Linked DNA regions of Mus musculus: region 2 is linked to region 1. Evidence: chromatin loops called from intact Hi-C (ENCODE). Cell type or tissue: gastrocnemius. All regions are shown on one strand.

The links. Hi-C counts contacts between places; a loop is a spot of excess contacts. Peaks named below come from ENCODE experiments on the same cell type or tissue, not always from the same donor. Only the 100,000 strongest peaks of a DNase experiment are listed, where the experiment ranks them.
Region 2: a loop joins it to region 1, with 5 times the contacts of the local background. A loop is called at or near these places in 9 of 42 quality-filtered maps.

What each region holds. Positions count from the first base shown.
Region 1 is chr2:167,694,732-167,697,231 of GRCm38, reverse strand. A530013C23Rik (RIKEN cDNA A530013C23 gene) reads right to left here. Exons shown (of 2, transcript NR_110334.1): 2 at 1-1,905. Among named protein-coding and RNA genes, the nearest start is that of A530013C23Rik, 5.2 kb to the right of the region's middle. In gastrocnemius, no CTCF peak of the experiment used is centred here; a DNase peak (open chromatin) is centred at 1,114; H3K4me3 peaks cover 692 bases; H3K27ac peaks cover 2,500 bases.
Region 2 is chr2:167,752,759-167,755,258 of GRCm38, reverse strand. No RefSeq gene overlaps it. Among named protein-coding and RNA genes, the nearest start is that of Gm52570, 15 kb to the right of the region's middle. In gastrocnemius, no CTCF peak of the experiment used is centred here; DNase peaks (open chromatin) are centred at 1,194 and 2,307; H3K27ac peaks cover 2,500 bases.

The sequences.
Region 1 (2,500 bases):
GCCACCCCTAAAGAGCCCAGATGGAAACCAAATTGTCCCCAAGCTATAAAATGAGTGGCCACTCAGCAATAAAAAGGACTAGCAAGTCACACACTGCCACTTAGAGAAACGTGAAGTTGGAGTTGGGGACCAAGCATGGGATTCCTTTAACACAATTCACAGAAATGGGTGAACAAGTTCTTGTTATCAGAACTCACGGTATAGTGGCAGGGGATGCAGCTTGTCTAGTGTGTACAAGGTCAGGGGTTCAATCCCCAACATTTCATGAAACTGGCATAATGTAGGTCTCTAATCCCAGCACTCCAGAAATAGAGGCAAGGGGATCAGCATTTTAGGGGTAACCTGGGCTACATGCCATACTGTCCTAACAACAAAATCAGAGTACTGATAACCTGGGTGTAGGGAGGGGCTCTTGGGCATTGGCTTGGCCCTTTGAGGCCCCCGGCAGGGACAGCTAAGTGCCTTTGCAGGTGTGATGGTAGACTAAGGAAGAGGAATCCACAGCAGGAGTTGGCCACATGGACAGACAGGATGAGGCTGTAAAGGAAGTCACACATGGTCTTGGAGTAGGCCTAAGGGGACTCGAGCAGGGTGCAATGCAGTTCTTGGAATGGCCTGGGAGAACCTCATGGCACATGCCTGGGGTCAGGGACGAAGGCAAGAGATGCCATGTCTGTGTATCAGTCACCAGCCCTTCACCCCATGAAGCAGGAGAAGCCGAGGCCCAGCAGGCCCTGACCTGCCCCGGTGTTCCCTTCTCCACAGCCCCTGCCCTGACTACCAAGCCTCTAAGGCGTCCTCCTTCTCCCAGGCTGCCTCTGTCCCTGCCAGGGCTGCAAGGCTGGGCCAGGGATCTGGTGACAGCTATAAAAATAATAACTTACCCTGCCAGCTCCCTGGCCTCCTGACTCGCCCCACAGCGATCTTGGTGGGCTGGCCCTTGTGCCTGACGAAGGTGCCTTCTAGCCCTGGCAGGCTGGCATCTCCAGGGAGCAGGTGCTGGTGGCTGGAGCTTAGGGCAAAGAGGTCATTCCAGGTGACAATAGTTGACAACATGCTCTAAGCGCCACTGCAGGGCCTGAACCTCTCTGACACTCGTGGGCCCCCTTTCTGGACTAGGGTGGGAAAGCAGGGTCTGAAGCCAGCTGAAGCCAGCCGAGAAGTTTCTACCCAGCCCAAGGGCCTGGGTCACGCCTGACCTGAAGCATGCTGAGAACTCCAGAGCCATCTGGAGACACCAGACGCCTTCACACATGACTTCTGTAATTCAAATGAATTAAATCAACCCTTTCACCTCATCTAACAGAGAGACCTTTTCTCTTCTCTGGGGAACGGTGTCAGCAGAACAGCCCAGACGAGGAAGCACTAGGCCACCCCTGAGAAACACAGGTGACAAAGAGGCCCAGTGAGCTCCGCGCTGTTTGAGCAAATGTGTCAGAAATGTATTCAGCTGCCAGTAACAGGAAACCGAGTGACAAAGGTCTCAATGAACAGGGATTTCTTTTCTTCACACAAACAAGTGCAGAGCAGGGTCAGCAAGGACCGGTGAGGCTCCTCCTCCGCCATCAGGACTGAGGCTCCGCCTCTGCCGCCAACGGGACTCAATGCCTTTTGTCTTTTGGGTTTGCTACTATGCGTGAAGCGTGAAGCGTTGCCCCTGGGGTCAAGATGGTCTCTGCAGCTCTAGACATCTGAGTTCCGGGCAGAATGTAGGAAGGACGGGATCCTGCAGAGATGTTCCCGGCAGCCCCTCCTACAGTTTATGCTCACAGCTCAGGGGGTCATTCCTAGCTGCAAGAGAAGCTTGGAGAATGTAGTCTCTCCACAAGGCAGCTGTTCCCAGACCTGAGCAGTCCCATGGCTGAGGGAGAAGAGGAGGTGTGCACACTTCACTGGCAACATTAGCTACAATGAAGGGGGAGGGGGAGAATGAAAATCTGTGGAAGAACATTCTAGAAGCTAACCAATGCCATCTCCAGAGGTCTCTGCATGAACTAACCTGTCAAAGCTTTTCAAAACACTGAGGAATGTTCCTATCACCCTGTCACGGCCAGAGTAAAGAAGTGCTTGCTTGTCCAATTCACGTGTACTGGACACGACAGATTCCGCTGCACTGTACAAGGGCAGTGGCTAACGCCCACCCTAAACTAGGATGGGATCATTTTAAATATGTCAGGTGAACCAACTCGTCCTCACTCCCTCCTTACCCCTATGAAGCCAGTTCGCTATTACTCCACTTGATAAGCAATGAATCAGAGGCACAGAGAGGTAAGGTAACATACCTAGGGCCACACAGCAAGAGTTAACAGGTTTATTTCTGGATATTAAAATTATGAGTGCTTTTGACTTTTTCATTATTATTATTATTAGTGATCCACATCTCTGGAAATTAAATAAAAACAAAATGTGTCTTGGACGTCCAGCCTCCACCCTATCTTACAGTCCTGAGACCATAGGAGGCCTGGCTTCCTTCTGCAGCATGGACTGTTGTCCACTCACA
Region 2 (2,500 bases), 58 kb before region 1:
AAGGTGTGAAGTGAGTTGCACACTGTCCCTCTGACTGCCCCGTCCTGCTCTGAAACCAACCAGTACTTCGTCCACGGTCTCATGGCTCCCAGGGCCAGGAGGGGATGGGCACGGTGCCGTGTCCTCACATCAGCTCCTCTTGACCTCTGCCATGTTGTCTCCTGCCCTGCCACCTGTCACCCGGCTCTGTCTGCTTCTCACCCCACCCCACCCCAGAAGCCTTGACTGTTCTTCACCCTCTGCAGGCCAACACTATCTATGTCCCCTCCCTCTCGGGTCACCTGTTAACTCTGAGGGTCACGAGCAAGGTCGGTGGCCGCACAGGCTCCCGACTCGGTCAGTTGACATTGAAGTGGGGAAGCCTCTCCCCTCTGGCTTCAGCTGACCCCAGCTGGGCCGATGACAGTGTCAGCAGTAAGGTGGTGACACAGAGGAGGCCCCTCTGTCACCCTGTCCCCAGGCACCTCTGAGAAGGTCTAAGATGAGGAACTAGGGTCTTCACCCACTTCTGTCATTGGGGTCCCTTATTCACAGCCCAAGCCATGAGGCCGAAGTGTCCAACACTGCCCACTGGACACCCTGCTGTCCCCAAAGTGTGGACACCCCTCCGTCCCTGACTCCTTGGCTTCTAGGAGTGGCCTCTGTCCCTCTCCTCCATACTGACAGAAACAGCTAGAAATGGAACAGATAGGGAAACTGAGGCTAAGAGAAAGAGTGCCCCCAGGATGTCCCCAGAGAGCATCAAGTCTTCCCTCTGCCATTCCTGATGCCTAAGACAGTGTTCACCAAGGGGCACGGTAGTCGTCAGGGCACACAGCACAGCCATAAGCTTAGGCAGATTGCTCCATGCCTGGAACCTCAGTTTCCCCATCTGAGAAGAGGGGGTTGTGTCGAATGATGCCTCGCAAAGTAGGGTTTGTGGTGAGGTTTGCTAAAGCTGCTGTGTGGTTAAGGCTCACTTATGGCCACCAAGCCTTAGCCTGTTTCATCGGTGATAGACTGTGACAGGAAAGACCCTAGTCTCTTGCTCAAGGCTGACAGAGGAGTAAAAGGAAGGGGCGGGGGCCAAGGCCAGGCCTGTGACTGGTAACTCCGGGCATTGACTGCACCCATCCCCTGGGGCCACTGCCTCTTCCACGAAGGGAATGCCACATCTTGCACAACACAGGAAGCGGGCCTGGACCCCATGTCCACCCGGCTGCAGACAGGACAGTCAAGGGAGGCCCCCCGCCAGGCTTCCTGTGTACTGAGCACACTGGACAGAAAGCAGAAGTAAAGCATGAAGTCACAGGGCGATTCTGGCAGCACCTTCCCCTCCCTGGCCGACTGTGCCACCAGCTTGTTCTGACTCCAGGGTCTTAGGTTCAAATCTTAGCTCTGGCCGGGCATGGTGGCGCACACCTTTAATCCCAGCACTCCGGAGGCAGAGGCAGGCGGATTTCTGAGTTCGAGGCCAGCCTGGTCTACAAAGTGAGTTTCCAGGACAGCCAGGGCTACACAGAGAAACCCTGTCTCGAAAAAAAACAAAAAACAAAAAACAAAAAACAAAAAACAAAACCTTAGCTCTGCCACTTACCAGCTGCGTGATTCTGAATCCTGCAGCTTAGCACACACACACACACACACACACACACACACACACACACACACACGTTCAGTGGCTGTGAGGAGATGCAACCTGCCCCAAGCTTCTCTTTTCTGGGACATTGTGGCCACAGTTGTCATTTCAAAGTCCCAGATAATTGTTGCCTGTGAAGCTTGAAGATATTAAGGTATCTCAGGAGAGGGTAGACAGAGGCCCTACTAGATAAATCAACACGAAAGGGGGACAGCTGAGATTCCCTCCTCACTCCCAAACCCACGCCAGGCATGACTAATCGATAAGGATTCGCTTTCCCAGGAGCTGCAAGGCAGCCTCAGAGACTTGCTGAGAGCCACCCTCCAACCGCTACCAACAGGAAGAGCACAGCATGTCTGTAACTGCACATCTGCTTGCTCAGATGCTGACAAAAAGGATGGAGGAGACACTGGACGGTGAGAGGTTGGCTGAGGTCCTTCCTGCCATCACGTCTACCTGTGACCAGGATACTTGGAAGCAGCCCAGAGGAAGGCAGGCAGGCAGGGGTACAGGCTATGGAGTCGGGTACAGACCACAGTAGGACTGAGGTAGGGAGACAGCTCTTGGCCTGCTCCAGGGAGGGGGTCCAGGGCTGACTGGGGAGAACTTGCTGGCTTCTTAGCCAGGGAAAGTCCAATGACCCACAGCCTGTGACTGGTTGTGTGAAAGGAAGACGGAGCCTGGGCTCTTGCCAGCCTGGCCACGTGCCCTGTGCTCCTCCTGGCTTTCTCCTGAGTTTGAGCCACCATCATCGCCCAGCTGGACACCGTGATCATCTTAGTCTGTCTCTCTGCTTTCTCTGTCCCCTACAGTCTACCAAGAGGACATGGGTACAGCTTCCTATAACTGCCTCCCCCGACTCTCCCCAAGTCTCCTGAGGGT